4 separate regions of the Homo sapiens genome follow, and all the other regions are linked to region 4. Evidence: chromatin contacts called from ENCODE Hi-C or POLR2A ChIA-PET data. All regions are on one chromosome and are shown on one strand. The core of a region is the stretch at or near the end of the contact, and the rest is flanking DNA. Distances in the headings are between cores, read along the strand shown.

Region 1 (6,469 bases), core at 306-2,805, 990 kb after region 4:
GTGCCGACGTGGGCAGCATGACAGTGGATTTGCTCGGCAGCATCTCTGGCGCCTCCCGCCCTCGCCCGCCGCCTGCCAGATCCGAAACAGACAGTCCCAGACATTTCGCGAGGGGGATGGTTCCAGAAAGCGAAGATCTGAGCGTGGTGAATGAAATGTGAACAGAATAGCTCCGGAAAGAGTCTCAGAAACCTTGAATTGGGGTCAGTTTGGAGACTGAAAATGCGTCGAGCGCTGCAGGTGGTGGTTGGCAGGGGGATTTAACACTGTGGAGCCCTTACTCCGTCCCAGGCGCTGAGCCCAGCGAGCCACGCGCGGTGCCCAGCTCGGTGAGGTCGGTTAGTTGGGTCTTCAGGGAGGCTAAATACCCTGTATTTGCTATTCCCTTCGCCTGGAACGCTCTGTGCGAGACTGGGTGTGGCAGCTCCTTTCCCAGGCTCAGGAATCTGGGTAAAAGCCACCCTCGCCTAGAGGCCCTCAGGGTGAGCGCCCCATCACGCGCTAAACCACTTTCGAAAGTGGACTTGGCCCTCCTCTCAGTACTAACAGTCTGTCAGCCTTTTATTTTTTGCATAGATATGTATTTTCTCTTCTTTATTGTCTGTCTTTCCACAAAAAATGCAAGCCCCGTGAGTACTGGAGCCTGGTGCGCCTTTCTCACAGTTGCAAGCTCGCAACTGCTCCTGGCATATACTAGGTGCTCACTAAATGCTCATGCCCTTCCCACCCGCCACCTGCGGCACTCGACACATTTGCAGTCTGCAAACTGACCCCAAACCATCAGCTGCTTGCATTCGTCCTAGGATCAAAGAAGGCCATTGGGCTAGTGGGAAGTCAAGTCGGGTGGACTTTTCCGTCTTTCAGGGAGATTTAATAGTAACGACGGTGCTCTCCCCACCTCCTACCCCCTTGCACATAAACTGCACAGAACAAAATCACCCCGGCACGAATCTGCACGACTGCCTCTGGAGGTAGGGTCACGGTCTCCGAGCCCCGGGTCTCACACTGATGCTGTCCTTTGTCATCTCGTGCCTAGAGTGCTGCCTCCCTATGTATTTCCTCTGTTCTCGACTCCTCTGCCACAGTCTGACTTTCTCGGGAGGTCGAGTTCTCCTAGCCTGTGCGACCGCAAGGGTCCCCTGGAGCCTTCTCCGTAAACCTGCCCCTCCCGCGCTGCCCTCACTTTTTCCTCCTTCCCTGGCCCGGAAAAGCCACTAGAGGAACATTTACCGAACGCCTACCGCGCGCAGGCACCGAGCTGGGCCACCGGGAGCCCCACCCAGTGCCTCGCCGCAGGACTCGCCTCCCTCCGCCCTCCCAACCCATCCGGAATCCGGGGTCCCTAGTTCCCCCGCCGCGTCATGGAATCCGCTGGCTTCTTCCGAGGACATCGCCCCACCTCCTTCCCGAAAGGCGACTTCTGATTGGTGAGATTGTGCATCACTCTGCCGCCCTCCCGCCCCCTCGGGGCCCCGCCCCTGGGCCTCTCAGGCCCCTCCCCTGCGCTCCCGCCCTTGCGCGGCTCCTCGGGCTAATCGCCGGGCGGCGCGCGCCGAGAAGTTCTGGGCAAAGTACTCAGAACTGGCCGCGTGCTGGTGGCGCCCGCCAGCCGGCCCGGGAGAGGGGACTTGAGCGCTTCGCGGCCGGTGCGCAGCGCGGCTCCGGCCCCGCAGTCTGTCTGCAAGTGGCCATCCCCGCCCCCGACTCCTGCGGCCGGTGCGGGAGCTGTCAGCTGCACGTTGCGGGGGTACCGGAGAAGCCGGGGTTGCCTTCTCCCGGTTCTGTGCGCTAACCCCGGAGCCCGGCCCCGGGGAACTAGGGAGCGTCTCCGGCTGCACAGCGCTCAGGTGAGTGGCGGGGCGCCCGCCTAAATGGGGCCTGGGTGTCGGGGGGCCTGGCGGCGGCGCGGGCTCGGAAGGGCTGCTGTTTGCGGGGCGCCGCGGTTCTCTGCCGGACCGGGGTCTGTCCGAGTCGCCCGGGGAGGCTCCGGCCCTGGGGCAGACCCAAGCCTGGGAGCTTGGGTGCCGGCTGCAGCTCCCGGGGAAGGAGGACCCGGGTCTCACCCACCCCAGGACACCTTCCCTCGAGGGACGGCTCAGAGGATTGACCGCCAGGAGGAGCCGAGCGCAGGGGCCGCGGCGCAGGTGCGGGAGGACGCGGCGCGCGGAGCTGTCCTGGGCAGCGGGGAGGCGCTACGCCGGGGCTAGAGGCTCAGGAAGCCTGGTAAATTGGGGCGAGCGCGAAGCTTTACCACATCCGCGGGATGGGGCGCGCCGGAGAGACTGAGACAACGCTCGCGGGGCAGGCGCTCCGCTCGCCCGCCTTCCCAACCCCGGCTTGCTCAGCTCCCCGGTGCTGGGCTGGAGGCCCAGGGCACATTCCTTTCTTGTCTGAATTTACATATTCATCAGCTTTCTGGCCCCTTCTGGAATTTTTTTTTTTTGTTAGTTTCCAATTACTACTGTTCAGATCACCTTCAGGCTCACCCTAACTCTCGTCTCAGTGTCTCTCACATTGGTCCTTTCCTGGAGGCCCTGCAGCGTCTTAGTTCAGGGTCTTAGGGACTTATGCACTCTGTCTGAACGTTGTCTACAGTTGGGTTTTCCTACCTCTGTCTCTGTTTATTCCGTGGTCAGGTAAATTCTTTAAGTACTGTCATCATAAGCCAGAAACTCCCAGGCAGCCTCTTAGCGCTGCCCAGCTTCCCGGGGAGCGTTTGTGGCCTCTGGAGTCGCTGATGGGCACTGTCGCAGGTCGTCCAGATACTTCTTAAGCAGGGGCGCGCCGCCCTTCCTTCGGCAACGCAACTTGCTTGCTGCCTTCTGCACACTTGTGCTTGTCCTTCTCCGCCTCACAAGCCACCAGTCTCCTCAGTCGGGACTCTTGGAGCTGAGGGGACTGTGAAGTTGTCGGTTTCCATGTGTCTGCGTACTGCGCAGAGGTGCTTGAGACCCCCTAGGTGTTGCTCTGACCCTCAGAGTTTGAGTATTGGGATGAGGGCATTTAGAAATATTTTAAACTACAGCTGCAAAAGAGATACTTCCACAGATGGGTGAAAGCGAAGGCCTGGCTTCTCATCATCTGCACTGTACCCCGCAAGTATCATACAAGGTGAGGTCCTTGGCTAAAGGACTATACTTGGCTAAAGGAGATCAGTCAAGCAGGCCTAGGTTCTTATGCATCCAAGCTAAATGACCATCCCCTCCAGCCAAGCCACATCACCCGTTTGCTGTTGCTCATAGCACTTAAATTTCTCTCTGAAATTGTCTCTTTGGGTTATTGGGTTATCTGCCTTCCCTCATTAGGATGTAAGTACCAGGAATGCAGAGACCTTGTCTGTCTTGTTCATCACTTGATCCCCTGTGTCAAGAACACGCAGTAGGTTTGCAGTAAACATTTATAGAATGAATAAATGAAACCTTCTCTGTAAATATGAGGAATGAGGATTTCATAGCTGATTTTGATTTTCATCTTTATCCTTTTTTTACTGTTGGGAAAATTAACAAATAGCAATACTAGGAACTTTTGTACATTACCGCATTAAACTTACAGAAGTCTGTTAGCTAGGTATTTTTAACCAGATGGGAAATTGAGGGTCCAGCAGGTTAACCTGTGTTGCCAAGGTTATCCTGGCAGAACTAGGATTCCAGCCCATTTTGTCTCTATTGTGCTTGACCTCTTCGAATAAACTAAAATGTGGTTTCCACCATTAGTTAATAGGCATTTAGCTTTATTTGTATCAAAAGCTATGGCTTAGCCAAAAGATTTACTGTTTTATTATTGAGATATATTTTCAGTAATCGTTAATAGTTACATCATAAGCCAGATACTCCCAGGCTGCAGTAAGCTGTAATTTTCTTTTTTCTTTTCTTTTTTTGAGACGTAGTCTCACGCTGTCGCCCAGGCTGGAGTACAGTGGCGCGATCTCGGCTCACTGCAAACTCCGCCTCCCGGGTTCATGCCATTCTCCTGCCTCAGCCTCCCGGGTGGCTGGGACTACAGGCGCCCGTCACCACGACCGGCTAATTTTTTGTATTTTTAGTAGAGACGGGGTTTCACCGTGTTAGCCAGGGTGGTCTCGATCTCCTGACCTTGTGATCTGCCCACCTCGGCCTCCCAAAGTGCTGGGATTACAGGCGTGAGCCACCGCGCCCTGCCCGTAAGCTTAATTTTCACCGTCTTGCTGGGCATTGTTGTGAGGTTATCTCCATTTTTCAGGTGAAGAATTGGAAAACGAGGTTTAGGAACTTGCCTAAGGTCACCAGTAAATTGCTGAGCTAGATTTTTTAATAGTCTGACTTCAATTCTCGCCCCACTAATTAGATGTTAACTCATGATAGAATCCAGTGATACAAATATTAAAACCATCTGAGATTGGGCTGTAAACTTTCTGGTGCTGATATCAAGTGTCTAGATGTACTGTTTTCAGAATCCCTGAGACTCTTACTGCCATTGATTTTTGTGCTTGGGTTTATGGTTTGTGGGCCTGATAGACTGGGGACTTTTAATACAGAAGGAAAGGAAATCCTCCTTTCATCTAAATCTAAAGAGAAATCTGATTTGTTTTACCCATTGTGGTAAATGAACCCTGAACAGTAATGCTTTATACCTCTTAAAGAAAGCGCTGGAAAGCCAGCTAGTTCCTCTGTTCTCTAATGCAGAGTAGAGAGTTAGAAACTGCTACTAATTCCAAAAGCTCCTGCAGTAGGCTTTCAGTAAAACAACTACATTTCAACTCTCTACTCTTACGCTGACACTGAGGGTGAGAAGTTGGGGAAGAGTGGCATGGGTACCACCTAAGGGGCTCATGGCAAAACAGAGGATGGGGAAGGAATTAGTGATTCCTTCTTTCTTCCACTTCATTCCAGTTTGGGTGCTGGTGTAACATTTCCCCCTGCATAAGAGTCTGGATAATGCAGTTTTATTTATAATGTGCTTCTCGGCAGTACTGTATTTTCCTATTTGTTAATTCTATTTCAGTAGTACTCCAGGGAGGGTTGGAGAACCCTGCAACCTAGAATGCCTGAGGAAGAGATTGAGGTGTAGGATACCAGGGAAGATGGAAACTGTTAGGTGGAAAAAGTCTTCCATGCATAATTGAGAGTTGTTTATGGTTCTCTGCACATTCCTTTCCTGTCTAAATTTACACATTCATCAGCTTTCTGGCCCCTTCTGGAATTTTTTTTTTTTGACTTTCCAATTACTACTGTTCAGATCACCTTCAGGCTCACCCTAACTCTTGTCTCAGTGTCTCTCACATTGGTCCTTTCCTGGAGGCCCTGCAGCATCTTAGTTCAGGGTCTTAGGGACTTATGCACTCTGTCCTAACATTGTCTACAGGTGGGTTTTCCTACCTCTGTCTCTGTTTTTTCCATGGTCAGGTAAATTATTTAAGCACTGTCATTATGTTGTTAAAAATTCTTGGGTGGCTTACATAGTGAATAATAACATTAATAACAGTAGTAATAGGTGCTGAACTTGTATGTGCCGGGTGCTGTCAGAAGTTCCTGTACATGCATTATTGCATTTAATCCTCAGGGCAATATCAAAGCAGGCATTGTTATTATATCTCCAGTCTCCAGATGAGGCTAGGAAAAGTTAAGTTCACAACTGCTTTGCAACTAACATATGGTGGATCTCAGACTCAATCCCCAAGTTATTTTCTCTACTTATTTGCATATAGATTCCTTAGCCTAAAGTCACGATCCAGCAGACTGGGCTCAGCTTTGGCCTCATCCTATCATTCCCCACCCCTGTGAGCTGGTAGTCTGAGTTTTATTAATCAACAAAGCGTTTTGCCTTTGTCCATGCACTCCTGTTGCCTAGAAAGCTCTCTGTTCTCTCCGTGTGAAAACCTAAGTCTTTCAAAGCTGAACTCATAAACTGCTTTTGTCAGCATAATCTCTCTAAACCCAATTTCCCAGATCATTTGTTTTTTTAAAATATGAGAAACTTCCCAGTTCAGTTTCTGATCACAAACTCTGTTGCTGATGTCCTTCCTTCCTTCAGCACTTCTTACCTTTTATCTTCCCCTATTCCTCTCACCCTGTTGCCTCCTGTGCTAGTAATGTATTCAAACTTATTGCCTCCCTTACTAGATTTTAAATGCCTTGAAGGCAGGGTGAGTGTGTATTCCTTAGGTTTCTATTCCTCACATCACTAAACATGGTGTCCTATCTATAGTAACTGCTCAATTGAAAAAAGTATTAATTATATTTGCTTAAATTTTGTTAGAGTATTCTGTGAAAAGTTAATTGGAATGTGACATTTTGTTTTCTAGTTTTCTGATTTGTTTTGATCCACAGTATTTTATCATTTTATGATGAAACAACGAATATGCCATCATCATTTTATGATGAAGCAATAGAATATGCCATCATCATTTTATGTCGAAGTAACAGAATTCCTTGTTAAGTCCATGAAAAGCACCTGTTCTGGTTGCTCTCATCTTTGGACCAAGGAGATATTG
Region 2 (6,443 bases), core at 3,460-5,959, 700 kb before region 4:
AATTTTTAAAATAAAAACTTTATGGAATTTACTTTGGAAATGAATAGATTATTTAGAGAAAGTTCTTTTGATAGTAACCAGCTGTTTTCCCAAACTTCCTCCTTTTCAGTAAAATACCACTTTTTATGGCCTTTCTGAAGAGTTGAATTGACAAAATGTTGAGTAAAAATACATTTTTCCTTGGCTAAAAGTGTAATTTTTTTAAGCAGGAAAAATCAAGTTTCAGCTGAATCAAAAATTAAAATGCAGCTTTCCCTTTCTCCTGCAGAAAAGGAAAATTCTTCTGCTTGTCTGCAAATGCTTTGGATTTAGAAGCGTCATGAAAGCACGAGTGACAGCTCCTAACCTCTCCTTGTTTTATTAAACATTACTTATCTTTGACTGTTATTTTATGCAGTCGCTCATTAAAATATTCCTCTGATGTGAAATTAAATGAAGGATATTAATGTAAATTAGATGCAACCAGTTAAGTTATACCTGTTGCTATTTTGCAAAGAAATAATTATAGTTTTTATTTACCCATTTGATTTGTGTGAAGAATTCATCACTATTTTATACGTAACATATAGTCTACTATAGCATAGTATGCTACTATTGCTACTTCTGGTGTGATTTGTAATGTTTCTTAATCATTGGACATCAATTATTTTTAGAGAGTAATGTATAATTTCATAGCATTTTAAATTTAGTGTATCATGCGAGTTTTTTTTGGTAGATGCTGAAGAATGTGGTTGCTAAACAAAGAATGCTAAAGAATGTTCAAACTTTATAGATAACTTTATTGTTATTATTTATTTTCACACATTTAATTCCTATTAAGTACAGCCGCAAGAAAGAAAAAATGATGAAGTTGCAAATGGCAGTGTGCTGTCACCTGCAACAGAAGTGCGTACCAGAAGTATGACTCATGCAAAGCATTTTACCGTACAAATATCCTGGTGCGATGATGGGCCTGGCAACATTTTCTACTGTACTTTTGTTTAAATTTAATGAAACAAAAAATTCCTAAGAAATACCACCCTACCACTAACAAAATGGTATAAAGAATCTCCCAGCCAGGCCAACATGGTGAAACCCTGTCTCTACTAAAAATTAGCCAAGTGTGGTAATGTTCACCTGCAGTCCCAGCTACTTGGGAGGCCAAGGCACGAGAATTGCTTGAACAAGGTAGGCAGAGGTTGCAGTGAGCCAAGATCGCGCCACTGCACTCCAGCCTGGGCGACAGAGTGAGACTCCATCTCAGAAAAAAAAAAAAAAAAAAACAGAATCTCAGTGTATTCTCAAAGTAAAAAGGCATAACCAAGCACTCTCTTATCTTGCCTTATTGCTATACTATTTACATCCCACTGCAGAACAGCAGATTTGAGGCTTTTCTATATACTTCTCAGAGCACTGAAAAGAAAGGAAGGGTTTGCAGAGGAGAGTGTAGAAATCCCAGTGGTAGCATGTACCAACAGGTGAGTAGAAAGGTAGTGTTAGCCTGACATTTGAGTTATACTCTGTGCTGCCTGAGCAAGATTTGTAGAATCATATAATTACCTTTTCATGTATATTTGAAATCAGAGGTGTTTAAAATACCTATGAGATACCAATGTAGCCTTAACATATGTCAAAATGCATTGCTGGTTAGATAATTATTTGGACTACACATAAACTCCTAATATTGAATCATTACCTATCAGGTATTATCTTTATGGAACTTTTCAATATCTTTGCTTTATAAAGATTCTAAACATGTATCTGAGCTGGTAATATTTTAAAATCTCCATTATTTGTGTAAAACTGTTTATAAGCAGTGTTTGAGAGGGTCTGCTTTACCATTACCCCCTCAATATCATGATCATCCAATCTCAAATGTGAAAAAAAAAAAGAAATTTGATTTTAGGGATTGTGAGTAAACAAGTTTATATAGAGAGACATTGTGAAGTTAAAGTTTTCAGAAGTTACATTTGTGCAGTTCTTACCTTTTCCTCATATAGTGCCATTGAAATAGACTGAAATTATCTTGGCAAAAGTTAGACAACCAAAGACGACTTTAGTGGACTGGTTTTCAAAACTTGAGCAGCTGAAAAGCAAAAGCCGTTGTTTCCCATGACAATGTAGCCTTTGTGGATTTGGGTTTGTGCTTTGGGTTGAAAAGAAGTTTTTAGTCCTAGGCCAGTAGATGGCAGCAGCTTTTCATTGCAGACAAAACCTCTTGAAACCCTTCCCCCATGGCACAAACTCGCCCATGATGGAAAGCATCTAGATTTCTGCCTCCTTTTACAGTTAATCCAGGAGAGGGAGTCCTTTGCCAACTGATGACCAACAGTTCCAAGCCAGATAGTCTCGTGAACAGTGACAATACAGAAATAAGGTGTTATTTCTGTTCAGATCTCCACCGGCCTTTGTTCTTTTAAAACTTGAATATAGGTGGGAGACATAAGAAAGGAAAGAAAAGACTTAAAACTGGAGTGACAGGACAAATAATCATTACTTTCAATTCATGACTGCTTTATATTCATTTGATGAAATCATTTGTATACAAACCAGGGAGAGTTTTCTTTACACCCTTGACAATATATCACATACTCTTCAAGATCATAATAATATCATTAATATAAATTTAAACAACATGGCTTGTTAGAAAATATGCTAATTGCTATGGTCTCATTATGTTTGCTTAGCTTTTATTTGTTTTTCTGTGAACAGTTAGAGAGCTAATTTTTTTCAAAGGTGATTGTAAGTCATATTTTATATAGCATTTTGCTTGATTATTTGCTCTGTACTGAATTTGTACTCTATTGCCATTAGATCTTACAATAATGTTCCACTCTGCAAATTTTTAAGGTTCAAATAAAGTTTAATTGTTTGCAAACTGTTATGATGCTAATAATTCAACAGCCTGCTGTGTTACTAATGAAATTACTTTGTTATGATTAATTTGGAAAATAGTGTGTTGATTGTAGTAATTAAGCACAACAAGGTGAAGTAAATGATTCTAATGCCATCTGGCCGCCAAACTGAATGAAGAAATGAAATAGGGCTGTCATCTGAATTTATTCAAAGAAGTAAGGATAATACAAATGACTTTCATTGCTTTAGGATTTACACTTAACACAGCTCACTCCGTTCTATTTTTGCCACTTTGCTGCATATGACACTTTCTTTCATAGAAAAAGAATGTCATTTAGTCCAGCAATTGTTTTGAATACTTTATTTTATTGGAAGCTGATTATTTTTACTGTGTGCTAATTTAATTACAGATAATTACATAAAGTATTATAGGACCATGGGAAAAAGAAATCACTTTTCAACCATGTGTAGGTGAAATCCATATATATGGGGTTTCGTTTTTGTTTCATGTTTTGTTTTGTTTCACTTTTTGCTATCATTACACAACCACTTTGAATATAGCCTTGCACAAAGAGTAGGGCATCCATTCAACTGTTTCTTAAATGTGTACAAAGGCTCACTCTTAGTTCTTATGATTTCTACTTTTTATATAATTTCATGTAATTTCTGCACTCTACTACTTGCTACTTATTCATAGACTGGTACTATCCAGGGTCATAATTTAAAATAGAACTGAGTTAGATATTATGAATTCAGATTTGCAGTTCAGCCATTAGAAGAAAATTAACCCTAATATACATGTTGTTTAAGAGCTTGAACTTCATCAGTGAGACTGAGTGAAGCATTGTGAGAATTTTTAAAGTTCTAAATTTCAGATAAATCAGTCATTTGTATTTCATTTGTTGGAGTTATAGACACACACCATATAGAGATCACTTTTGCTTCTCTTGAGTTCAGTAGGTTCATGACTATTGAAAGCAATCCACATGGTAAAGAAAGAGGTGGTGAAGAGTGGAGATCAAAACATGATCAAGCCATGGAAAACACAGCTTCACTCAAAGGTTGAAAGAATACTTTGTGTGTGTGTGTGTGTGTGTACACTGTATATATATATAAAATAAAAACATTTGATGAATATGATCTTATTTATAGTAATATACTTAGTATTCAAAAATACAGAGAAACAATAAGTACTACATTGTTAAAATATTATTATACAAGTTTAATATATACTCAAATGCACAACAGTTTATACTCTGGATTGGGAACAAGAGATTTCTAGACATCTCAGCTTTAGCCAGTTTATTATACGCCTACTGCTTTATAGTTGAGTTCTTCCAGAATATCTGTTAGAACCTCTGATAGCATACTATTTTATGATGAGATAAATACTTTAAAAATCATATGATCACAGTAGCATGGAATGACATTTCATTAATGCTATGTTTGAGGGGCTTTTTCTTGTTTCTGCTAGTAGAATCTGTTCTACCATTACTTATACACAAACATATTATTTATTGCCAGCATGGTACACATTATATGGTGTGGATCCAGTAAATATTTGTTAATTAACTGATTTGGCACCCCACAATATCTCAAGACATGAGATTTAAGAAGAAAAGAGCTTGACTAGTAAACCTGGTAGAGAAAATGCCTTTATACAGTTAGTATATCCCATAATACTATCAACAAGTAGATTGGATTTTATTGTTATAACAGAATTGAGTGAGATTGTGAATAATAAGAAAGTTGAGTTGTGGTACATTGTCCTTAGATGTTTCCTTCCTTTCTTCCCTTGTGTTCAGTGTTGTGACCTCAAATAAGAGGCACAGGTGCCTCCTCGGGCAGCTTGGGGCAAGTGATCTACTTTCACTTTCCAGTGAAACATCTCAAATCACTGCTGCCCTGCATTCCACTTGCGTAATATCAGAGAAGCCTTTCCTGCATCTGATCTTGAAAGCATTCTAGCTGTCGCCTTGGGCAGATCAAAAATTTGTGCAAGTAAGTGGGAAGTTTCACAGTTGCTGCCAAATCTAATCATAATTTAGCTTTTGTCCTTTTTGTTAACTTTTACTCCCTGTTTATTTAAAGTTGTATGATTATGTTAACTTGAGTGCTTTGAGTCCCCAAAATGAAAGGAACTGTAAATGCAGAAAGTCGCCTTAGTCATACCACTGCTCAGTTTAGGTCTTCAGTGTTGAGAGAGGGGCTGGAAGTTGAGCAAGCCAAAACACTTGACTATGTGCAAAGGCGTGAATATAGAAACTGCTCCCAAAGCCCATCTCTTAAGTACCTTTCTTAATGCTGGAACTTTGGAAGGTGTTTCCCTAGGTTTCTCTCCTCTTTTTTTTTTTTTTTTTTCTTTTCAGTTTTCTTTTTTGTTATCCATTACTCGGAGAGGCAATATAGCACAGCCCTTGTCTGTTTTCTGTTTATTGGCCTCAACTTTCTAATATAAAAATATCACTCCTGCTAGAGTAAAAGCAGGTGCCATTTTGTAGCTTGAACTGCAATTTACTTCTTGTTTGAGGAAAGTGTCACACAGGTACTCTCAAAGGAGAAAATTAATGACACTAGTGTATGCTGGTTAAAGACAGCTGCTTTCGTGGAGGAGAAAATTCCAACAAATAAGCAGATTCTCATCTACTACCCTCCCCTCCCAGCTCCCATGGGAGTCTATTTAGAAAACCTTGTGTTCTTTATCACATCAAATGTGATGATAACAGTTTAAGTCAGACTAGTAATAGTAATAGCTAACATTTACTGAGTGTTTACTATTTGTCATGCTGTGCACTTTTCATTCAATTCTTATAACAACCCTATGAAGTAAGTTCTGTTATTCATTACCATTTTCCCGATTAGGAAACAGGCTGAATAATTTGTCCCCAAAGCCTTAGGGTAGTGAGTTACCTAACCAAGCCTCACACCAGCCTCCTTGCCCTGAATTGAACACTGTTCTGCTGCGCAGTACTGTGATGAATTAAAACCAAATGCTTATTTGGATTCTTTGCATATAATAGGCACACAACAAATGCTTGTTGACCACTGATGAGGTCACCATTTCTAGAAAATAATCTGAAGCATGTGAAAAGAATCATCCAATAATTGACAATTGGATAGCTGAATTTGGCTCACTAGTCAGGAAAGCATACCATGGTTATCATATCAGATCCAAAGCAGCTGATCCGCAATGGAGACGAAACTTTTATGCAGGAACACTTGACGTTCCAGTCCAGATGAAAATAGGAAGTCAATCAAAGCAGCAGAGTCCAGAGAGGACACCAAGCCAAACTGACCCTTTTCTAAGGACCTTTTCCCATCCTTCCCACCTCCTCCAATGTGAAGCCCAGTAAAGGGACCAGCCAGGGGAGCCTTGAAGAGGACTGCAAATCCAGCTGCTTCTGTCTCAAATAGTTGTTTTTTAGGAGATGGGTTTTAATTGATTGGTTTAAACACATAAAGGATTGTTAACAAACTGTACCATCAGTAAACTTCATTGTAAAACATGTATAATTTTGTAACTGAGTGATGGCAATGTCTGACCTGACTTTTGCTTGTTGAGATATGAATTTGTTTAAGAAGAATTTTTATTGGAATATCTGATACAT
Region 3 (6,564 bases), core at 1,551-4,050, 790 kb after region 4:
AGACTGTAATTCATGCTTTATGTTATTATCTACCTCCTACTTATTCTTTACCTGAAGGTGAAAGGTCTAACTGTGATTTGGAATTGTCATCAACCCACAGTATTCTAAGCATATATTATTTTCATTGCCAAATTTCATCTTCCCTGCTTGAAGGATTACTAGCAAAATGAGGTGGTGACAAGATCAACATGTGAGAAGTCAAAAGAAGGCAATCTGAGGCTACTGGCCCCCTGGCCATGTTATACCTAAGAAATTCGTCACTTGAGCATCCCTGGGTAGGAGGCTACTTTGTGTTGTTGAGATCACATCCTGGCTGAGATGGAGTGAGTTAAATCACAAAAGCTAAGAGTAACGAGTGTTGGTCAAACAAATAGACCCAATCCTGATATCCCTGAAAATTTCAGATGGAGAAGCATTTTCAAAGAAAACAATTGTTTTACAACGATCTGACAATGAATTTTTCTTGCCGGTACATTTTATTTGAAAAACGATAAAGATAAAAATAATTACATTTATCTGCCTTTTACACTCATCTGACCTAAAATAAAATTTCAAATCCCCTAGAACCTGGAGGCTATCACATGGCATATCCTGATCATTCAACCTGGAGTTGACACACTTTCTCCGGTGTCACTACCATCCATGTACATACATGGCTAGTGATGCATCTTCATCAGATGCCTCTGATTAAATCTATCATGCTCAGTTATTCCTCCCAGGAAGAATCAAGCCATGGGAAAATAGGACTAAGGTTGAGGATGAGAAAAAGGTGAAGTATAGAAAGTACTGGAAGACTGGGGACATGAAATGGGCTGGGGAGACAAGGAATTTAATGGGAGATCCTGAACACAGAGGAGCAGAAAAGGGGCAAAAGCTTACAATGAACTACCAGAAATTGGAGGGGAAATAAAGATGTCAAAGATAAAAGCCAGTTTCACCTAATACACAACTCTGTCTCCAGCAGGATCTATTCCTCTAGGCTTAGTGGGTGGTAACTACTGGAAGGTCGGCAGAGGTGCAGGAACTAAGAAATAAACCAAGACTACAAAATTACCACTGTGCCTACTTCAATACACCTTTCTTCCCCCACTCCAGGTAACACTCACATAGAAGGCACAGCACAAAATGAATGCCCACTGGTTGGTTAGTAGAAAGTTGTAAAGTAGGCAGAGAATAGCAAAGGCACCATCATACTGTTACCAAGCAAAGGAGGCTCGCTGCCCGAGGCACTAGAAGTCAATACTATAACACTGGGTTTTTGATAAAATAAAAACTTTTATTGCATGTCAACCAACAAAGAAATAGGAAGTCCAGCTCAAATCTGTCTCCCTGTGCTGGCTTTAGGACAATTATTTTATTAGAAATGGTTTTGAGTGTGGATTCTGGGATTAGCAGGTGCTTGGTGGAAGGAAAGAGGAAGTCTGGAAAGTCCTTGCGCATGTGCTCTTATTTCTTCATGCTACCTAAGGGTTCCACGTGCAAATTCAGTGAGGAGTTAGTATGAAACATGGCAGTAGAAATTCAGCTGTAAGGTCAGCAAGCTGGATCTGTGCAGACTCTAGTTGGCCTTATATGTTCCAGTGGATTTCAGCCAGTTTTATTAACCTACAAGCCCAGGCATTTCAGCATTTCAGCAATTTGTTTCTTTTATCTGCCATCCTGTAAACTCAAGAATTTCTATGACTGTTTTCTTTAACTCTTTGGCACACAGTTTCAACGCCCTTCTTCTCAGAGGTGGTCATTCTCACCCTCACCTTCTGGTTCCTGCAGGCTCATTTCTAGCCTCCCACACTGTATTAGTCTTTTCTCACAATGCTGTAAAGAACTGCCCAAGACTGGGTAATTTATAAACGAAGGAGGTTTAGTTGACTCACAATCTCACATGGCTGCGGAGGCCTCAGGAAACTTACAATCATGGCAGAAGGCCACGGAGAAGCAGTTACCTTCTCCACAAGGGGGCAGGAAGGAAAAGTGCTGGGAGAAGGGAGAAGAGCCTCTTATAAAACCATCAGATCTCGTGAGAATTCACTCGCTATTACGAGAACAGCATGGGGGAAACTGCCCCCATGATCCAATTACTTCCACCTGGTCTCTCCTTTGACAAGCGGGGATTATGGGTATTACAATTCAAGATGAGATTTGAGTGGGGACACAAAGCCTAACCATATCACACATATACACACAACCTAACCTCCTCACATCCCATTCCTTGATGGGGTGGCAGGTGGCGAGGGGGGGGTGACATCCCTTATTGTCAGCCATCACAGGAACTCATGACCCTGTAGGTGCAGATTCATGGCTCACATTTGTATCTTTTGGGGAAAACTGAGGTAATCAAGGTGGGGCTAGGCCCTGGGGACGAGGCAAGTAAAGGACTTTGCCATGTCCGCACCCACCAGGGAAGGAGCAGAGACTCTGTTAGGGCGCCATGCCAGGGGCTGCAGTTTCAGAATCCTGCAGACTCCACCCTCTATCTGGCCACACTGTCCCCAATTTTTGCGAGGTGACCTGGGGAGGGAGGACAGGTCGGATGCTCCGACCTCACCAGGGACTCCACTGGACCGGAGCTCTTCCTCCTCCGCCCAGTCCACATGAGAGAGCTCCCTGGCCGGCCCTGAGACAGCTCCAGACCTGGTAGCCCTGGAAAAAGAAACTGGTATCGCCATCGCCGCCGCCGCTAGAGGGCGCCTGGGGGCGGGGCGCGGGTGGGGCAAGGCGGGGTCCGACTGGAGGCAGGGCGGTGAGCCGAGAGGGGCGGGGCAAGGGACCGGGAGGCGGGGCCAGGGGTCGCAAGGCGGAAGAGCCCCTCTCGCCTCCGACCCGGCGCCTCGCACTCCGTTCACTCTCGGTTCCTCTTCGCATTCTTGCCAGTCCCGTAGCGCTGGGCTGGTTTCCTCCGAGGTCTCTAAGAGCCTCCTACTGCGCCCCGCTCGCCGCCCGGAAGCCCCCAGCCCCTCAAGGACGCATCACCTAATGCCGCGGTCACGGCCACCGTCACAAGCGCCCCCAGCCCCACCCCACCCCGGCCTGCCCGCCGTCCTTCTCCCGCCCCCGCCCCTGCCTGCCAGCTCCACCGGGCCGTAGGTGCGGACGACCTCAAAATTCCTCGGCCCGCGAAGGCCGCCAGCTGCGGGGAGGGGAGGGGAGGCGCGGTCCCGCAGCGCCCCCAGGCTCATGTCCCAGGTATGTCCAGACCCCCGAGGCACCGCTTGCAGGGCAGTGACAGCCCGTGAGGCTCGGCCTCGACCCCTGGCACCCTTGGTCCCAGCTACGCCGGCTCCTGGCCTTCCCCCAAGTCCGAGAGAGAGGTGGGATTCTCCCCGACGCAGTTGGAAACCGGGAATCCCCTTTAGGGTCCCGTTCGTGCTGCACTACTGACTCCACCATCTGCAAAGGGATTCTTGTCCAGAATCCCCGAAGGCTTTAGGACAGCGCTTATTTTGTTGAATGAAGAGTCTCTAATTTTCGGAAAGACCACAGGCTAAAAGTCAAGTGAGTTTTCTTGAATAGTTATAGTTAAATTTAAGGCAGGAATTGAATGTCAGTTGATGGCCACAAAGTAGCGGACTGGTACGAACCTACTGGATGATCATTCTGGTGACTACTTGGAGGCACCGTCCACTTTGTGGATTTGTTTCAGTTGAAATTTATTTCCATAGAACTTATTTAGGTCTCTATTTATTACTGATTTGACGGCTTTCAGTGCAGAGGGAAGCCTGTGACGTCTGTGCAGCGTCAGGTTGAACAATTTAGCAGTGTAAAATGTGTTTTCTGCCTGCCTTGACTCGACAAGCCAAATGTGCCCTCCTTTTCTTTTCCAGGTTGTGCCTTTTTAGCCAAGAAGCATGGAAGTCATTCACGGCAGGCCCTACTGTTGCAGGGAGCTTGAAGGAGCTGACATACTGTCCAACACCTTTTACTCTAATGAATTGCACAACCCCCTCCAGACGGTTACTCGCCCAACTGCCTCAGAGGACAGGTAAAACAAAAACTAGAAAAAGCAAACAAGAAAAAGCAGTTTTAATGTATTCGTGTATTTTATTATGTGAGGAAAAACATTTATTGTTCTGGGGCTCTTCTGTTTCTTGTTTGTTTGTTTGTTTGTTTGTTTTTGAGACGGTGTCTCGCTCTGTCGCCCAGGCTGGAGTGTAGTGGTGCGATCTCGGCTCACTGGGACCTCTGCCTCCCAGGTTCAGGTGATTCTCCTGCCTCACCCTCCAGAGTAGCTGGGATTACAGGCATGCACCACCATGCCCAGCTAATATTTTTGCATTTTTAGTAGAGACAGGGTTTCACTATGTTGGCCAGGCTGTTCTCAAACTCCTGACCTCAAATGATCCACCCACCTCGGCCTCCCAAAGTGCTGGGATTACAGGCGTGACCACTGCGCCGGGCCGGGGCTCTTCTGCTTATCATATAATAGGGAAGGCAAAACGTGGCAATTATCTGAACCTTCAAGTGTCTGTAAGGAACTCGAGAAGTAAGTGGCTGTCTACTATAAAAGCCACACATCAAATTCATCCACTACATTCTAAAATCTTAGAATGGTCCGTTCCTTCATTGGGAAATTAATATGTTGTAAGCAAAGACTTTTATAAATAGTACTGTATTGGTTCCCTAACATGCCCTTCTACCATCTGCCCAAAAATACTCCCAGAATTTGCTGCTTATACTTGTGTAAATTTTTGCTTCACCAAATTCCCTGTAACACATTAATTATACATTATGATTTAATTTATGAAAAGCAGTTTGGTGATTTCTCAAAGAACTCAAAACAGAATTACCATTTGACCCAGCAATCCCATTATTGGATTCTAAGTTGTTCTTATAAGTTGTTCTATCAAAGGAATATAAGTTGTTCTACCATAAAGACACATGCACAAGTATGTTCATCACAGCACTATTCACAATAGCAAAGACATGGAATCAGCATAAATGACCATCAGTGGTTGACTGGATAAAGAAAACATGGTACATATACACCATGGAATACTATGCAGCCATAAAAAAACGAGATCATGTCCTTTGCAGCAACGTGGATGGAGCTGGAGGCCATTATTCTAAAGCAAACTAACACGGGAACAGAAAACCAAATATCACCTATTCTGACTTATAAGTGGGAGCTAAACATTGAGTACACATGGAGACAAAGAAGGGAACCACAGACACCAAGGCCTACTTGAGGGTGGAGAGAGGGAGGAAGGTGAGGATCAGAAAACTACCTCTTGGGTACTATGCTTATCACCTGGGTGACAAAATAATTTGTACACTGAACCACTGCAACATGCAATTTACCTGTATAATGAACCTGCATATGTCCCCCTGAACCTAGAAAAAAAGTTTAAAAAAAAAAATTACAATGAAAATAATTGCACCTATCTAGTGATTACTGTGTGTCAGCACTCTACCAAATGCTTTGTATGTAGTAATTCTTTTAATCCTCATGACAACCCTATAAGTACTACTGTTATCTGCATTTTACATATGAAATAACAGATACACACAAGTAATTTGCCAAGATCTTAGTGTCAGCATTTCCTGTATTGTATTTACTTGAATCATTTTGAGAAAAGGAAAAGGAAAAAACACCTCAAAACACCTGGACAGTGAAAAAATAGCCTGAGTGGTTGTCTACTTGTTTTGTGTTTTTTGTTTTTTTGTTTTTTTTTTATTAGACGGAGTCTCACTCTGTTGCCAGGCTGGAGTGCAGTGGCACAATCTCGGCTTACTGCAACCTCCGCCTCCTGGGTTCAAGCAATTCTCCTGCCTCAGCCTCCTGAGTAGCTGGGACTACAGGCACACACCACCTCGCCCAGCTAATTCTTTTGTATTTTTAGTAGAAATGGGGTTTCACTATGTTGGCCAGGATGGTCTCGATCTCCTGACCTCGTGATCCATCCGCCTCAGCCTCCCAATCATTTAAGAATTCTCTAGGAAACCAGACGGGAAGTCACCCAGCCTCAGTTTAAACTCTTCCAAAAAGGATAGCACTTCCACACCAGGCAGTCCATTCCATTTTTGAATGCTCCTGATTGTTAGATCATTTTCTTTCTAATGTGAACAATTTTTCCCTTGTAATTTCTGCCTGCTGATTCTGGTTCTTCCCTCTGAAGCTATGCAGAATAGTCATTCATCATCCCATGCTAGCAGCCCTTCAAGATCTGAAGATTCTCTTGTCCCATGTGAGAATTCTGTTTGCCAGACTAAACACTGATTCTCACAGATTCAGCTCCTTTTTCTTCTTGCGCTTAGCCTTTCACCATCTCGATCAGACTTCCACAGATCTTCTCCGGTTTACAAACATGCTCTTTATACTAATAAAGAAAAAGAATGATTTTTCCGTAATTATAAAACTAACACACATTCCTCATAATGTAGAAATCATAGAAATTTGTAAGGAAAACAAATTCTTTATTTTTCCAACAGAAAAATTATGAAAATGAAGCACAGGAAAGAAGCCCTCTATATTTCCTTTATCCAGAGATAATAACCACTGTGTTAACATCTTAATATGTGTCCTCTCCAATTTTTTTAAATGTAAAGATCATATTCAACATTTTTTAA
Region 4 (6,317 bases), core at 1,740-4,239:
TTTGTTGGGAGAACCTTAAATATGCGCATCACAGGATATACCTCTGGACTGTTTGGGTCTGCAGTGCAGGTCTTCCAGTCCTCCTGTCTGTACTGATATTCCCTGTTGCTGATGTTCTGAGACCTAGATAGGAGAAGGGGCCCACAGCTCATGGCTCTGTGGGCTTTCATTTCATATTCCTGGCTTTAGCTTCATGCCTACCCCCTACTCCAGTGCTCTTATAAGGCTGGTGTCTTCTAGGTTGAGTCTCTCCTTTCAACCCATCCAAAAATAAATCTCCTGAGTCTTTTAGGAGGCTGTTTGGGAAACCCTGTCCTCTGGCTGTATGTGGTGGGGAGGAGGTCCAATGCTTCTGAATAAAGCCTGTGAAACCCATGTCTGTGTCCGGCTTCCTGCCTGACATCTGCCTCCCCTAGCATCTGGCGTCTCCCAGTGCAGGGTCTCCAGGGCTCTGAGGAGTCAGTTGGCTTACATTTTATTGGGCCTGGGTTGTAACTTTGTTCTTTTCTGCCAGGTCAGTTACCGCTCCTCTCTTGGCTACCCATCCACCGTCTCCTGTTTACTACTGTCTTCCCTGGAGCCTCTTTCTGCATGTGGAGTAGTAACTTTTTATTGTAGTCTTAGTGAGGTCTTAGGAGAGTGACTAGATGAACGTATGTGTTCAGTTTGCTGAGATTTTTACTTTTTGTTGTGGGTTGAATTGTATCCCTTCAAAATTCATATGCTGAAGTCCCACCCCCTAGTGCCTCAGAATGTGACCTTATTTGGAAAGAGGGATGTGGCAGATATAATCAGTTAAGATAAGGCCACACTGGAGGTGGGTGGACCCCCTAATCCAATGTGATTGGTATCCTTATAAAAAGAAGAAATCTGGACACGGACATGTGCACAGGGAGAATGCCATGTGAAGACTGGAATTATGCTATCACAAGCCAAAAGCAAGGAAAGAGGTTGGGAACAGATCCTTCCTTAGCTCATCCAGAAGGAACCAGCCCTTCCATAGCCTTGATCGTGGACTTTGGCCTCCAGAGCTAGGAGATAATTCATTTCTGTTGTTAAGCCACCCAGCCTCTGGCACTTTGTTACAGCAGTCCCAGGACACTTATGTGGGTTGAGCATCCCTTATTTGAAGTGCTTGGGGCCAGAAGTGTTTCGGATTTTAGGGTTTTTATTTTTTATTGTTTTGAATTTTGGAATATTTGCATATACATAATGAGATATGTTAGGAATATGACCCGAGCCTAAACATGATATTTATTTATGTTTAATATACACGTATGCACATAGCCTGAAGGTAATTTTATATAGTATTTTAAATAATTTCATGCATAAAACAAAGATTTGACTGCATTTTGACTGTGACCCATCACATGAGGTTAGGTGTGGAATTTTCCACTTGTGGCATTGTGTCAGCATTCAAAAAATGTCAGATTTTCAGACTAGGGATACTCGACCTGTACACACAAAAAAACCTTATTTTGATGTATGTATTCTTGCAGATCACCTCAAGTCTTTGGGAGAAGGTGCAGAATAAATAAATATAAATAACATTGAACCAACAGCAGTTTCTGAGTGTGGACTGAATTACCACAGGGTGTGCAAGGGGAGTGTGTCCACCGTTTTGTAGCTTAGCATGGTTTCTGGAACTTAGTTCATGTTCAACACATGTTAGTAGTAGTAGTAGCAGTAGTTGTTGTTATTAGTATTATTATTATAACTACATGAACCGGGCATTTTAAAATTTATTTCAATATTTAATTTAGAGAAGTACATGTATATATATTTTGGAGACAGAGTCTCACTGTATCTCGAGTCTGGAGTGCAGTGGCATGATCTCACTCAGCTCACTGCAACCTCCACCTCCCAGGTTCAAGCAATTCTCGTTCCTCAGCTACCCAAGTAGATGGGACTACACGCACCCACCACCACGCCTGGCTAATTTTTTTATTTTTAGTAGAGACAGGGTCTCACCATATTGGCCAGACTGGTCTCGAACTCCTGACCTCAAGTGATCTGCCCGCCTCAGCCTCCCAAAGTGTTAGGATTACAGGCGTGAGCCACTGTGCCCGGCCCTTGGCAAGGCTATGTTAAAACAAAGGATGTTATGGGTTACCTAATAACTTGACATAGTGTATTTTTTTGTTTTGTTTTGTTTTGTTTTTGTTTTTGTTTTTGTTTTGAGACTGAGTTTTACTCTTGTCGCCCAGGCTGGAGTGCAATGGTGTGATCTTGGCTCACTGCAACCTCTGCCTCCTGGGGCCAACCAATTCTCCTGCCTCAGCCTCCGAGTAGCTGGGATTACAGGTGTGCGCCACAACGGCCAGCTAATTTTTGTATTTTTAGTAGAGACGGGGTTACACCATATTGGCCAGGCTGGTCTCAAACTCCTGACCTCAGGTGATCCATCCGCCTTGGCTTCCCAGAGTGCTGGGATTACAGGCATGAACCACCGTGCCCAGCCCATAGTGGTAATTTCTTAATGCCTTTGTGGAACCAGCTCAGTGGTTGGGACACTTTTACAGGTGAGTGGGCTTTGAAGCATAAGGCTCTTCAGGGCAAGTCCCTTAGGAGCAGCCTTATAAAGACGTAAGGCAATGCTGACCTCTCTCGTGGCATGGGTCTCCCCTCTGGGCAGCAGCCCCTGCTGATGGCGGGGATAGTTCAGAAGGAATTTGGTGGCCGGGAACGTCCTCTGTGCTGAGCGCACCCTCTAGTCCTTTGCCATGCAGCTGTGGCGATTTGCGTAGCCTGTGCTATTTATAACTGCATATTTGCTCAGAAAGAACCATCTCATTTTCTGACTGCAGCTGCCCACACGGGTCTGGCCGCCGCTGGGGTTTTCCAGCAGGCCACCACGCCGCCACATCACTTGAGAGCATCTTCCGTGGGTTCTGCCTCGTTCTCCTGCCCTCATGACGTTCTGTGGTTTCACTTTGGCTCACTCATTCATCTCACAGCCATGCATTGAGCACCTACTATGGGCCAGACACTATCCAAGGCCCTCAGAAAACTGAGTGAGACACATGTGCTGCAAATCCCTCCCTCAAGTAGCTTGCAGGCTATGAGGAAGACTGATAGGCAATTTACTGTGCAGGTTCTTAGCCTTTGGTGTTAGTTTCTACCTTCTCTTCCTCTGTTTTCAAACCAGATCCTTGGCGGGAACCTGCCATGCCGCAAGCTTGTTTTTGTCTTTCCATTCACTGTCAAACTCTACCACGTGATTGCACCCACTCATTAAATGCCCTGCAGCCTGGCTTCCTGCCTAGATCACCAGTCACTCATACCGGCTACCCTCCCTTTACCCTCACGTTTCAGTTCTCTTTTGACTGTGAAGACCTAGTGTTGGACCCAGTGGAACACCTGTGTGTCTCCGCACGTGGCGCCCGCGCTGGCTAGCCTCACTCCTTTGCTCTGCTCCCTCTGACATGGGTTCTGTCACCTCCTCTTCCCTTGGGACCCAGGAGCCCTGACTTCAACCTGATCTTCCTTCTCTCCAGTTCCCAAACCCAGCCAGTCCCAGGCCGTCGTGTTCCCTCCCATCTCTGGAGGACTCATTTGGCAAGTGTCATGATTTACCTTGTGGTTTATCAAGGGGTACTGTTGATTGGTAGTTATTTTTGTCATCTCATAATTTGAGTTTTCATGCAGATTGTGAATGGTCCTTGTTCACAGAGCTAATAAGCAGTCCCTTCTGGCTGAATCTGCTGAGGACTGGCAATAGATATTTTCCCTTCTCTTTAGCTAGTTAGCTAGTGTGCCAGGCCTGGCCTGTGAGGCCATTCCTTCCCAGCTGTGCTGTGTAATGCAGGAGGCTGGCCCTTGTGGGCTATTTCTTAGGATCCGGTGTCAGCTGCTTTCTGGCTGGGTTTGGCCAATGGAAGGCACCAATGGGAACTGCATGGTGAGAAGAAGAGAGAAGCCACAATGTTTCTCCTTGCCCTTCCCTGTCTTGAATGGCATCTACAGCTCCAGCTCCTACCAATCAGGCCCCTGTGGTTCCAGCTTCTGCAGGGTGACCTGGCTTCTTCTGGCTTCTGGTAACACTGCTTCCTCCTTTGATCCTCCACTTTAGGGGCAGTATAGCTTCCTGTCCCTGCTCATCTCTGGGTTATGTCACCGTCTCCTAGTAACTGCTCAGCTTTGTTGTCTCCTGAGCAACCAAAATACTCAGAGTGGTTTCTGTTCCCTGGCTAGATTATGGCAGACATGGTTATTCCTGCCTTCTTCCCTTCCTTCCCTCTCTTCTTCCCTTGTTCCCTCCCTTTTTCCTTCCTTCCTTCCAATTAGTTATTTATTGCTGCATAACAAATTACTCTAAAACCTAGGCAATAAGCATTTAAGAGCTCACAGGTCCTGTAAGTAAGGAATCTGGGCACAGCCTAGCTGGGCACCTCTGGCTCAAGTTGTCTCATGCAGTCAAGCTGTTGGTAAGGGTTTTGGTCTTATCTGAAAGCATGACTTGTGAGGGGGCTTCATCCCCAAGATCACTTGCTTGGTGGTCCTCAGCCCCTTGCTATGTGGCCTCTCTGCAGGACACCCTTGTGATGTGGCAGCTAGCTTCCACCAAGGCAAGCGGTTATAGAAAGGGAGAAGGGGAGAGAAAGCCCGAGACAGAAACCACTGCCTTTTTATAGCCCAATCTTGGAAGTGGCATCTGATCTCTTTTTCTGTATTCTATTTGCTACAAGTGAAGTTAATAATAAGGCCAGCCCATATTCAAGAAGACACTACACAAGGGTATGAATACCAGGAGGTGTTGATAATTGGAGGTCATCTTAGAGACTTCTTGTCTTTCTTTCCTCCTTCTCAACCTACCTCCATCCCTTTCTTCTTCCTTCTGTTCCTTCCTTCTTCCCTCCCTCTCTTCCCTCCCTCCCACTCTTCCCTTTGTTCTTCTCTCCTTCCTCCATCCTTCCTATCCTCCTTCCCTCTCTCCCTCACTCCCCCTTCCTTCCCTTTCTTTCTTTTTTCCTTCCTTCCTCCCTTCCTCCCTCTCTTGCCTCCTTCCCTCCTTCCCTTCTTGCTCCCCTCTCTCCCTCCCTCCCTTCCTCCTTTCTTTCCTCCTTCCTTCCTTCTTTCTGGAAGTGGTAGAAATTATAAGGAGATTGTTTTGGGATCTTGTGCCACAGATTGTCTTTCCAAAGCCAACTCTACCTTTTGAATCCTGCATATTTCTTTGTCTTCTCCAACACCATCAGCAAGATATAAATGAAATGGGTGTCTATGGGCTGGTTTGGGAATACCATTTGTAATACTGCATACATGGGAACTTGTACTTGACACTCTATATTCCAAATATATTAGTGAATTTTTTTTGGACACAACCTATTTGTAAATTGCCAATTCGCTGGAATAACAACAATCACAAAAGATTGTTGTTTTTGAGACACCATTTGACTCTTAATATCAGAGATATTGTCATGCGCTTCCTGATTGGTTTAATTTCACCTGGGACTGATATTAAAGGAGGTATATTGTTCACATTACAGATACAGGTTCCTCAGTGCACCTATCTGTTAGGGATGAACTGAAGCATGGAAGTTAAAATAAGGGTAATATTATTTCTTCAAAGGTACTCATCCCTTTTGGAAATGGTACTCAATTCTTTTTCTTTAAATGTCACAGAATTGCTGATGTCATCAGTAGGAAATCTAGTTTATGGACCTTCCCTCCCAATGATAGCAGTCATTCCTGTGAAATGACACCTCCTTGCTAATATTGAATTGTGGGGTGCTACACTGAGTCACTCAAAGAGGAGCTGAGAAATGAAACAAAGATTACATAGACCAGCCATCTACCGAGCTGTAAGATTTGGTATTCTATTTTCTACTGAGGATTGATTATTCTCCATTTCATGGCAATTTCTGTGTCAGTCTTTGAAAAGAAGTAAAACAATATAATAAGAGAGAGACGATAACTTGTAATTGTTGATTCCTTCACAGACACTGGGATGGATTAAATGCTGACATATTTGCCATAAATACGGATATGGATGTCTGCCAATGCGAGAGTCACCCACGTATCTGCCAAAACAAACATAGTTAGGCACTATTTAAGATATCCGTCTTCAGAAAGCACAGAACTATATCAATTTTTAAAATTGATTTTTAAAGCTTATAATCAAACCCTCTGATCTATTCTTCCTATTTCCCCAAAAGGAGCTGTCCCAGGAATTAGGACATTCACTGTGCTTTGCTGAGGTAGGGTGGACCTAGGGGAGGGAGGCAGTGCTGCCTAGGGGTTTCTGGAAAGGAATTGCATAGCTTGGAAAATGAGCCAGAAACCTATACTCCAAGGTGATTTCCAAATGATCACAG

The links. Hi-C counts contacts between places; a loop is a spot of excess contacts on that map. ChIA-PET counts read pairs that join two places held with the same protein, here RNA polymerase II (POLR2A). Pooled maps may share reads with other maps.
Region 1: a loop to region 4 is called in a map with no recorded cell type, with 5 times the contacts of the local background. The contact joins the promoter of OSBPL3 here to the enhancer-like site in region 4. A Hi-C loop is called at or near these places in 1 of 168 maps with a recorded cell type or tissue (CD8-positive, alpha-beta T cell), 1 of 37 single-sample maps with no recorded cell type and 9 of 50 pooled maps. POLR2A ChIA-PET finds 5 or more read pairs at or near these places in 1 of 52 experiments (MCF 10A).
Region 2: a pooled map shows a loop between it and region 4 (4-fold over the local background). The contact joins two enhancer-like sites. A Hi-C loop is called at or near these places in 1 of 168 maps with a recorded cell type or tissue (naive thymus-derived CD4-positive, alpha-beta T cell), 1 of 37 single-sample maps with no recorded cell type and 6 of 50 pooled maps. POLR2A ChIA-PET finds 5 or more read pairs at or near these places in 1 of 52 experiments (PC-9).
Region 3: a loop to region 4 is called in a pooled map, with 3 times the contacts of the local background. The contact joins the promoter of SPMIP4 here to the enhancer-like site in region 4. A Hi-C loop is called at or near these places in 3 of 168 maps with a recorded cell type or tissue (CD4-positive, alpha-beta T cell, CD8-positive, alpha-beta T cell and naive thymus-derived CD4-positive, alpha-beta T cell), 1 of 37 single-sample maps with no recorded cell type and 10 of 50 pooled maps.

The regions. Positions count from the first base shown.
Region 1 is chr7:24,975,264-24,981,732 of GRCh38, reverse strand. OSBPL3 (oxysterol binding protein like 3) reads left to right here and starts at 1,555. Exons shown (of 23, transcript NM_015550.4): 1 at 1,555-1,847. RefSeq lists an enhancer at 86-255 and silencers at 1,396-1,905, 1,956-2,165.
Region 2 is chr7:26,663,482-26,669,924 of GRCh38, reverse strand. SKAP2 (src kinase associated phosphoprotein 2) reads left to right here. Exons shown (of 13, transcript NM_003930.5): 13 at 269-2,857. Among named protein-coding and RNA genes, the nearest start is that of LINC02860, 29 kb to the right of the region's middle. Within about 2 kb of position 4,709, at least 6 of the 41 ENCODE cell types and tissues checked have a DNase peak (open chromatin) inside an H3K27ac peak, as active enhancers do.
Region 3 is chr7:25,176,590-25,183,153 of GRCh38, reverse strand. It overlaps SPMIP4 (sperm microtubule inner protein 4), which reads left to right and starts at 2,800. Exons shown (of 10, transcript NM_138811.4): 1 at 2,800-3,492; 2 at 3,822-3,979. The coding sequence starts at 3,846. All of the region lies in intron 1 of LOC124901603 (a long non-coding RNA gene), which reads right to left. It overlaps LOC124901602 (a long non-coding RNA gene), which reads right to left. Exons shown (of 2, transcript XR_007060260.1): 2 at 5,523-6,314. RefSeq lists silencers at 2,565-2,954, 3,015-3,294.
Region 4 is chr7:25,965,288-25,971,604 of GRCh38, reverse strand. All of the region lies in intron 6 of LOC105375199 (a long non-coding RNA gene), which reads left to right. Among named protein-coding and RNA genes, the nearest start is that of MIR148A, 18 kb to the right of the region's middle. RefSeq lists enhancers at 2,608-3,047, 3,498-3,557. Within about 2 kb of position 2,989, at least 5 of the 41 ENCODE cell types and tissues checked have a DNase peak (open chromatin) inside an H3K27ac peak, as active enhancers do.